2 separate regions of the Homo sapiens genome follow, and region 1 is linked to region 2. A link is a loop called in an ENCODE intact Hi-C map of the cell type or tissue named here. Cell type or tissue: Caco-2. All regions are shown on one strand. Each heading gives the region's core, and the rest is flanking DNA. Links, peaks and the distances in the headings are about the cores only. Region 1 overlaps SMAD5 (SMAD family member 5). Region 2 has its middle 28 kb from the start of SMAD5.

Region 1 (5,387 bases), core at 77-5,076, 48 kb before region 2:
GAGACGCAGAAAGACCAATTAGGACACTACTTAAGGTGAGTGATGATGATGATGTACTGTACTAAAGTAGTGATGTCACAAATGATGAGAGGTGACATATTTATTAAGACATATTTTGAAGGTGCAGCAAACAGCATTTGCTCATATTTTAAATATAGGATTTAAGTAAGAAGAATAAAAGATGACCTTGCAGTTTAGGGCATTAGCAATTACATGAATGCTGTTGCCATTCACTTCAATAGGGGAAACCAGAGAAAAAAAACTGCGCTTAGACATATTACATTTGGTATGTTTAATAAATAAATATTCAAGTGGAAATGTCAAGTAGGCAACTGGATACACAAATCTAAAACTCAAGGGAGAAGTTGACTTGAGTTCAAAATGTGAGCATCAGCTTATAGACAATCTTAAGACATGTGACAGCATGAAAGCACATAAAGAAATAATATAAATGGAGAAAAGGTCCATGGACTGACTCCTGTGAAAACAGGAGAATACGCCAGCAAAGAGGGGCAAGAACAGTCAGTGAGGTAGGAGAACCAGGATAGCATACTGTCTTAGGGGCCAAACACAGAAAAAGTTTTGAGTAGGATGGAAGGAGATCAACTGTATCAAATGCAGTTGAGCGGACAGTAAGATAAGACTCAAAAATGACCCCTTGACCTATAAAAAGGCAGTCACTAGTGATCTCGACAAGTTAAATGGTAGGAAAGAAAGACTAACTAGAGAAGTCACAAGAAAAAAATGAAACATAAAGATAATAAAAATGGAGAATCCTCTAAAAGGACCAGTGGAAACAGTGCAGTGATTGGGGTTGGGTTATGTGAATGAAGTGAAAAGCAGAATTTTTTTTTAAGTTTTATTTTAGGATGGGTAGTATCATGGCATGCTTGTATGCTATCAGAAATACTCTGGTAGAAAGGGAAAATATAATGCTGGAGAGAAGGATGATAACTGTAGGAACAAAGTTCTTCATTTGACAAAAAGGAATGGGATATAGTACACACTTGGAGCTTAGGCTTTAAATAAAACAGAGACAGGTCATCCACAGGAAAAGGCAGAGTAGATATATGGGTGCTTACAGTGAATAATGAATTAGAGTAAGCCACCTGAGAATTGTATCACCTACATATAAAAAGCTAAACTCAAAATCCAATAGCCCTTCCAAGATTAGAATATTTAAGATGGAAACACAAAGCTAATACAACCTTTTCATTACTAAATCTAGTTACATGCATATCAGGAAGAGAGGTTTTTTGTTTTTGTTTTTCCAAATTCTTCTCAGGAATAAGACCTACCTGGACTCTCCACTCTCTTATAGTGGTATGGGTTGATACAAACTTCTTTTTGCTTAGATCCAAAAGGAAATTCACAAATATCCAACGGCTTTAGCTCATGATGACTCTGCAAATCCGGCCAGCGCCAAACACGACAATATATAACATGGGGTAAGCCTTTTCTGTGAGAAACCTGCAGGCGTCCATCTAAAGATCTGGGAATAGTGACACATTTACTCGGCTGTCCTGGACTGCTCAAGGCTTTCTCCAGTTCCTCCATGGCACCCTTTTTCTTTTTTAGTTTCTTCACCAAAGCATCAACTGCCTTTTCTGCCCATTTCTCCTCCTCATCACCTTGTTTCCAGCCCAACAATCGCTTTACTGCTGGACTAGTAAAAGAAAACAAGCTGGCCATTGACGTCATTTGACACAAATCTTCGGAGACCTTCCTGTAACTCAAAGTCAGTGGCTACCGAAAGAACAGATCACAGGTGAAACGTCATACACAGGTCCTAAGCAGAAGTTCCAATTAAAAAGGGAGGAGTAACATTTATCTTCACAAGTGCCATATGCTTCTTTCATTGGGTCAAGTCCTGAAAGAGAAAGGGGGAAAGGATCCTAGTTTAAATCAATTCAATATATACAAATTTAAATTAATATAATCGAAAGGCATATTTTATTAAATAAGAACAGAAAAGCATTACAAAGTAAACAAAAAATTGATAAATTTTCTCCAAAAGTTCTGTGACCACTCGATTCCTTCCCCATAATATGAACAAGTAAGACACTGGCAATGTCAAATGATAACCAGAGGCAAAACCAGGTTGCTCTACCTCCTATGTATTATCCAAAAATAGCTTCTGGACTCCCTTTGATTAGGCCACTAAACCCTAAAACACTCTTCTAAAATTTGATTCTGAAGTACTTTTCTTCACTGAAATCCATGTTACATGCTATGTCAATTTTGAACGTGATTGTGTCCTGATCTGAATAGAAGTCTTAAAAGAAATCCAGCTCTTCTCTAAGGTCATTATTCTCTTTAAATGTTTCCCAGACTGAGAAGGTTTGGACAAAAATCATGATACTACTGAAGTCACATTATTAGATGCAAATTGTATTCACGGTTGTATAAGATGTACCAAACCCTCAAATAAATCATTATAACTGCCAGTAAAATGGCAAGTATCTATTTGTAAAACTAAGTATGTTGAATAAATTTAAAGAGAATAAATTCATTTTAAAAGGGTCAGTTTCTAATTTTATAATTCCTATCGGCTTATTTTAAGTGATATTTTATATTGGTTAATGAGCTTGCTCCAGGTAAACCACTGTTCTGCACCATTAAGAAGCTCCTGATGATGACAGGTGGAAGTGACAGGCACTCCACCGATAGAAGCTGGTAAAAACCAGGCTCAGTGGCACACACCTGTAATCCCAGTTATTCGGGAGACTCACTTGAGCCCAGGAGTTCAATCACGTCCAGTCTGAGCAACATAGTGAGATCCCATTTCTAAATAAAGAATAAAAAGAATGTGTAAGATCTCCTGCAGATCGCTGCACAGCCAACCACAGACGATAAATACCTACTAAAGTAACAAGAATAACGTTTGGAAAAATGGTGTAACAAAAGATGCTTCCTTTCTTGTGCCTACAATTGCCAAAAGCTATAGCTTTGTCTTTGAAAAATTCTAGCATCAATATTATTCTGGACTGGGGTGCATCTTTCCAGAAAAGAATGTATGTGCTCAGCTAAAGCCCAGACAATAACATAAAGTAAATAAAGATAATGTAAACACAGAGTAAAGTAAAACTGACATACACTCAACAAATAATTATTGATTCTTTGTTACATCCCATGTATTGTGAATAGCCATGATGGGGCTTTTTAAAAAAAGTTATGCCAAGTAGGGTTTAATCTCAACAGTCAATAAACTGATTCATTCAAAATACACTTACTGAGAGCCTACTAAAGTACCAGATACAGTTCTGGATGCCGATCAACTACTGGCAGCTATCCAGCCTTCTATGCTGGAACCATGGTGGGGAAGGGTACAGGGAAGTAAAGATATCCTCCTTATGTATGGATATGCCTTGTGCCTTGTCTTGCCCAGCCCTATGTAGGATGATTTTTCCTAGGCAAACAAAACTGGCCACATTAAAATAGAGAGATATAACAAAGAGAATGAAAGCATAATTGTCACTAACAGGTCACAGAGTATAAAGTGTTATGTACTAAATGAACTGTAAGAAGGGCTGACCTCAGTTGCATCTACATCAAGGATGTATGATAAAATCCATGTGGGTCAGGAAGTAAAACCATGGTTTGGTTGTCTGAGATGAGATGGGAAATGTCAAAGGCAAAGGCACACAAACAAAAAAATATATATATAGGCAGACATGAACATAGCATTTCCTAGGCTAGATAAGAGACAGGCCTGGCTGACTGATTCATGAACACTAGAATATAATGGGGGGCTAGATAGGGTAGTGTACGTATGTGTGAGAGAGTATGTGTATGAGCAACAGAGAGACAGTTAAGGAAGAGGGAGGCAAAAAGACAGGAGCTTCAAGACCAGAATTCTGAATACAATATCATACATGATCAGGCCCTTGGCTTCTCCTTACTCATTTCTTAACCATTATCCTACCTAATTGCATTTAACCACACTTAACTTCTTTCCATTTCTCAAGTATTCTAAGGTTATTTCTATGTGAGGTCTTTGCATCTGATGTTCTCTCCCCTAAATTCTCTTCTCCCGTAACTTAACGCAGCATACTCACTCAAATTAATTCAGTTGTTCAAAGGTCACCTCCTGAAAGAGGAATTCCCTGACCACTTGATTGAAAATAGCATGACAGCCCATTCTCACAACATTCTCTATCCCCTGACCCTGTTCATTTTTTATAGCATTTACCCTAATCTGATATTACATTATCAACTTTGTTTATTTACTTTGTTTTCCCCAATGCAATGTTAGTATGCAGGTAGTCTCGTCTGCCCTCAAAACCACTGGATGCCCTGGACCTAGAATAGTGTCCATTTATCAAATAAATGAGTAAGAAAAACAATTTGTAAAAATATATATACCTTTCTAAGGATGTCTATATCAAACTTAAAACAAAAAAATTGTTATTTATAGATATCTATGATATCAGAGAATAAAAATATGCCTGGAAATGAAACACACCAGACTCAGTCTCCCAAGTTGATGGCATTATAGGCTTGAGCCACTGTGCCCACCAGATTCTGTTCTTTACTAGTATCACTTTTTCAAAGCCTATTAACTTTTCTGTAAAATAGAGATGATGGTTCCTAAGTCACAGAAATATTAAAGTACTAATGTCTATCTAACACAAGCTTTACAAACTCAACAGTACTATTCAAACATGAATTCTAATCATTAGCATTCAGAAAGAAGACGAACCAAGACTTAAGAGACTGGCTAGATCTAGTCCTAATCTAATCTTGCCCATTACTCTTCCACTATACACACCTTCTGATCCAATCCAAATCCCTGCCCCTCTGCCCATCTGTGTCTTCCAAGAGAAATCTTAGTCATTCTTAATGATGAGCTCCAATCTATCCCCTTTTGTGAAGACTTCCTTTACCACCCAATGCTGAAGAGGCTATGGTCACTGAATATTTATAATAAAAACTAATTAATAAGTCATAAATAATATCATAACTTCCCAAATACAGTACAAAATCCTTCTAAGAAGTAGTCTTCAGCACCTGGACCATTGCATGTGCCATACCACACACTATGATACTTAATGAATGGTCACTGATTTTTCTACTAACTGTACCTTGAAATTAAGAGATAATTTCAAATTTTAAACCCACGTTGACTAAGATAATGATAAAATGAGAATTCTACCCACAGAATTAAAAACATTCAGAAGGCAGCTTTGTCAGTAGAAATGGTGGTAAACTCCACTGGGAAAAGGTCATGACTGGAGATACAGGTTTAGCCAGGTAAAGATGAGAAACAGATTTAAGATTTTGCACAAAGAGCTAAAAAAAAAAAGTTTGCAACAGAGTGAAAAGAACAGTAAGTAAACACCTAAATATTACGAAACATTCACTGTTAGGAAAGAGTTTCCTGATAG
Region 2 (5,387 bases), core at 270-5,269:
GTGTTGTGAATCATTTTGTCTTTAAAACCATCTACTGCTCTGTCTACTCAGCCTAGCCCTCTTTGTATGATGCAGGACTACTGTGGGCAGAGTGGATATTTGACCCATGTGGCCAGAAATGATTAGAAAATGAAGCAAAGTGCATAGAAACCCAAACTGGGCATCTGACATAAGCTTGGCTTAGTCATTACAAGCTGAGGCTGTCCTGAAAATAATAACCCATAATCAATATTAGTTAACATTTATTCAGGGCTTACCATATGTGCTAAACATCAGTGTTTACCTTTCCAAATGCTTTGTTTGTATGTTTATACACACACACACACACACACACACACACACACACACACACTATTTTATCAAATTCCCTCATCAATCTCGTGAGGTATGCATTAGTTTCTGAGTCTTATCTGAGTTAACCAGGTAGTCTGACCCCTCAGTTCACTCTGTTGGGATTTTCTATTTTCACAACACATCTCTTATTTTACAGAGCATTCCAAATATGTCATCTCATTTGATGTTCAGATAAAGAAATGCTGGGAGGCTGGGAGGACAGGTATTGTGACAGGTGGGGAAACTAAGGTATGGTGGCATGCCTTGCCTCAGGCCCCACCCCACAGGAGTGATAGAGCTGGAATGTGAAGCAAGTCCTTTGACTTTGGGGCTTCTCACATGACTCTCCAGTTGGGTGTCCATCGTGGGTGTGTGTCCTTAGTCTCAGGTAAGTCCTTAAAGCACAGTTTTCTCAAGACTTGAAGGTCTGGGTGCTGGGGCCATCACAGGTGGCCCCCAGCCAGGTGACAGGACCTGTAGACAGGCTCAGTCCTTGCTGGTGGCTTGGTATTCCTCGGGCAATTATTTTCAGAAGCAAATTGACATTTTGGTTGTCTAGAAAGCCTGGCTCTCACCTGCTGCCCAGGAATTGAACTGCTCATTGGCCCATGGGTTTATGAATGCCAGCTGCTTTTTCTCATTACCGCTTTCAATTAACTCATTGTTCTGAGCCCGAAGGTAACAGACTCCCCTTGGGATTCATTTGCATTAAGTCTGGGCCCTGGTTTCTTTTCCTTTTTTTTTCCTTCCTTTTTTTTAGAATAAAAATTCAAGTGTTGCGAAGTAAACAATTAGAAACTTCAGGGCTGGAGCCCCTGGTTGTGGGCCTGGGACAGAAAAGGCAAATGTTTTCCACCATGACCCTGCCAGGATGAGGTGCCCATGCTACCCAGGAGAATTGAACACATCCTTTAAGCATCAGATTGGTCTTTCTTGTTGGCGGCCGAGGCTGCAGGACAAAGATTCAGGTGTGTAGGAAGGCAAGATGTCATAAGACTTGCTGAAGAGGGCACCCTCCTGTTCTGTTGGGACCCACTGCTTAAGGAACATGTGTATAGTCTCCCATTACAGAAGGAAGAGAACTAAAGCTTATTGAACTTCTACTATATGCTAAGTGTGATAGCCCTCATTTCACATCACCCCCAGGGCAATTGTATCCCTAAGAACTATTATTCCCCCATGCCTTTTTTCTTTTTTGTAGAGACAGGGCCTCACTCTGTCACCCAGGCTGGAGTGCAGTGGTATGATCATAACTCACTGTAACCTCAAACTCCTGGGCTCAAGTGATCCTCCCACCTCAGCCTCCTGAGTATCTGTGATTACAGGCACATCCCACCACACCTGGTTAATTTAAAAAAAATTATTTTTGTAGAAATGGGGTCTCACTCTGTTGCCCAGGCTGGTCTCAAACTCCTAGGCTCAAGTGATCCTCGCACCTCAGCCTCTCAAAGTATTGGGCTTACAGGACTGAGCTACTGTACCTGGCCCTATTATTCTCACTTCATAGGTGAGGAAACTGGGGCACAGAGAGGGGCAGAAACTTGCCCCAAGCTACACATCTGGGATTAGTGGAATGATGATTTACACCAGTGAAGACAGAGGTAAGCAGGGAAAGTCAGCCCGGGCAAGGAAGGGGATAAGGTAATACAGGACTTTGTGCGATTGAGTGATAATTCCTTAAAATTTCAAGGCTTCCACTGACTCCCCACCTGTTTTTCATTCATTTCTTTGAGAAACACTTCCTCTGTACTGCCTATAGATGGTCAACAAGTGTTGACTTGACAACGGAGATGTTTATTGGTAGGTTTCTTATGTTAAAAAAAAAAGGCTCATGCTTCTCCCCTTTGGGGTGTGTATCAGATGGCTGGTGGACGCAGGAAAAAAGCCCCATCACTGCTGCTGCTTCATGGCCGAGAGCCGCAGATTAGAGTGGATTCCTGAGATGGGGGACCAGCCAACCATCCCAAGAGCAGGAAGACAGGAGGCACAGAGAGTCGGCAGATCAAGCCCAGGTCCGTGACCACCATCCTTCTCCAGAAATGTCTCAGGGTAGATATAAGCAGTGCCAGGGGCAGGCCCTTGAGCTGGGACACCCCACTCTGCCATCAAGCAAGGGACCTGGGGCAAGTCCTTCCCACTCAGGTAGGACCTCAGTTTCTACACCTGGAAAGTGAAGAAACTGAATGAGGTCTAAGGTCTGCCCCAGTCCCAAAGGTCTCTGCTGTGTCAAAGAAGATCTGGGTCTCTCATTATTCCTGAAGTTGAGAAAGCTACTTTACCTATTATTTTATCATACTCAAACACTTTGATGGTAACAGAATCTGTGTTTTTTTCCCTTGGTGTGTTATTTTAAGTTATTAACTTCTTTTCATTATCTTTATCTTTGATCAAAGCCACCTATTCTTCATTGGATCTGAATTTACTGATAGACCAAATGAATCTAAAAGCTGAATTGCTACCCTCTCACCCCCATTCCCTCCGACATCCACCGACAACCAATTTGCTGGGTAGAGCATATAAATACTATGCACGTTTGCGGCACTTTGCAGGCTACCTTTTGTTTCTCTTCTGGAGGGTTTTCATGCATCTGAGCTAAAGGAGACAGAGCGTGAAGAAGCTGAAAGATCTAACAGAGAGGAAAGGCCGGAAGTTTACAGGGAAGATGGCTGATCCTTGCCAATGGGGTGAAAAAGTCAGACATCTGGTTGCTAGTTGTGTTTCCTGCTGAAATTCAGGGCAAAAGGTCCCCTACAAGTTTGGGTCTGGGACGGAGGAAAAGAAAGGGAGTAGGAGGGTAGTTGTGAGACAGGAATCCTGCAGCCGGGGAAGGGGGAAGTGACAGGCAAAGACAACTGTTCTATGTGCTTTCAACTCAAATCTTCTTCTAAGAGTGGGAAGGAGATTTGGCAAAATATTCAAAGCAATCCAGCTTCCGGGGGGTGAGCAGTATCTGAGAGGCCCTTACAGGTTTGCTCTTGGCTCAAGTATGCATTTTCAGGAGGAGCTACGAGGCTGCAATCCAAAGTTCTGCCTGATAACAGAAGCTAGGAGTTAACCTGGAATTCCTTATTACCACTGCAGATTAGCAAGAAGGGAACAAACAGATACCCAGATGTTTTGTGTGTGCGTGCCTTATTGCTATAATCCTTAACAGCACTTTGTGTTTTATGCTTTTACAAAGGACAAGGCCCTACATCCGATTCCAACCATCCCATGTTGATGAAGGATGAGTTAATCTGGAGTTAAACTAGGCAGGTTGGGACTATTAACCCCCATTTCGCAGGAGAAGAAACATGCTCAGAAAAAAGAAGCAAGTCGACCCACATTGCAGAGCCGTATCAGGCCTTGATTAGGTCTCCAGGCCCAGACTTGTACCCTAATATCTCATGTCACCAGGAACTGTAAAGAAGCCTGAGCTTTGTGTGTGGCCCCTGTAGCATTCAGTCCAAAGTGCTGCTTTTGAGCCACATGGTATAGAACTAATTCTTTGACCTTGTTGACTCCTGTAGCATTTTGGAGTAATTTCTGATCCAATGAATATTTGTGTCACAACCAACCAACCTAACATTAAATTCAGTTTTCCTTGAAATGAACTCCAATTACTAGCTCTTATTTTATATTAACAATTGTTACATCGACACTACACAACTCTTTCAACATTCTAATGTTTAAGCATTATCGTATTAATACAATATCCAGGAAAACAGTTTATGTTTTATATTTAAACCTTCAAATAAAAGTGATGCATTGGCCTTCCTTTCTTCTCTCCTTTCATTCATCATTCCACAGATATTTATGAAGCACTGAGCCTGGTGCTGGGGACACAGCAGTGAACCAAACAGGCAAGAACTTTGACTTCATGATGATGAAGACTGACAATACACAAATAGACACATCTGAAAATACAATAAGTCTTCATAAATGCCTAGAAGAAAAGAAGTGTGCTATGGCAGAAAAAAAATTAACCGAAGAGCCTATATTCAAGATGAAGAGGGAGGCAAAGAGGCCACGAAAGAGGAATAAACAAAAGGAGGATACCAGCAAAGGCCAAGACAGGCTGGTTTCAGGAGCTAGAGCTGAGGAACACCAGTGTGGCCTGAGTTCCTAAGAGGCTTCACAGGGGGTAGCTAAACCAACAAGTGCATTCAGCAAGACATTGTGGAGTCTGTTTGCACTATGAACCTCTGTTTTCTCATCTGTAAAGTTAGGAGAGTGATACTAACCACACCAGATGTTTGAGAGAATGATTAGCCTCCAGCCCAGTAAAATGGAAATCCCAAGTCAAGATATGCAAGTGTGCCTTTGTAATACCAGCTTTGCTTCATTGTAATGTTTTCCTGATCTTCCTCAGTGGTGACTGGAGCACTTTGCTTTGGGTTATTCCTGCCCCTAAACTATTAAATGATCTATACACAAATCTTGCAGGGTTGCACCATGCAGGGATGCTGTAGAGCTTTGGTCCTGGGCACTGCGTCACCCTCTAATTTATGACTCAAAAGCATTCCAGTACTAATGGTAGGGGTCTAGCATTATTAATATATAAGGCTGCTGTTTGTGTGTGGAAGAAAACATTCTTGGCCGAGTGCAGTGGCTCACGCCTGTAATCCTAACACTTTGCAAGGCCAAGGCAGGAGAATTGCTTGAGGCCAGGAGTTTGAGACCAGCCTGGGCAACAAAGCAAGACCCTCTCTCTAAAAAAAATTTTTTTAAAAATTAATCGGGTGTGATGGTGCACACCCGCAGGCCCAGCTACTCGGAAGGTGGGTAGGATGGCTTGAGGTGGAAGGATTGCTTGAGACTGGAAGGTTGAGGCTGCAGTGAGCTGTGATTGCGCCACTGTACTCCAGCCTGGGTGACAGAGAGACTCTGTCTCAAAAAAACAAGTTCTTTCTTTTCTCATATCACTCCTTGCCTCTGTGTTCGGGAGACATTTTGAAAGTTTAGAAGGCACACTGAGATAAATATGAGCAAAAGTGTTTTACCAACTGTAAAGCAGCGTTTCTCCACCCTGTGCCATCTAGGTGTCATTTCCCCTCTGATACACCACTCCTCCT

What was found. Peaks named below come from ENCODE experiments on the same cell type or tissue, not always from the same donor. Only the 100,000 strongest peaks of a DNase experiment are listed, where the experiment ranks them.
Region 1: it touches region 2 in a loop (2.4-fold over the local background); 1 of 110 quality-filtered maps calls a loop at or near these places.

Annotation. Positions count from the first base shown.
Region 1 is chr5:136,150,075-136,155,461 of GRCh38, reverse strand. SMAD5 (SMAD family member 5) reads right to left here. Exons shown (of 8, transcript NM_005903.7): 3 at 1,299-1,870. The coding sequence starts at 1,701. Among named protein-coding and RNA genes, the nearest start is that of SMAD5-AS1, 18 kb to the right of the region's middle. RefSeq lists an enhancer at 1,057-2,256. In Caco-2, for the core only: no CTCF peak of the experiment used is centred there; no DNase peak of the experiment used is centred there.
Region 2 is chr5:136,102,443-136,107,829 of GRCh38, reverse strand. No RefSeq gene overlaps it. Among named protein-coding and RNA genes, the nearest start is that of SMAD5, 28 kb to the left of the region's middle. In Caco-2, for the core only: no CTCF peak of the experiment used is centred there; DNase peaks (open chromatin) are centred at 629, 3,319 and 3,669.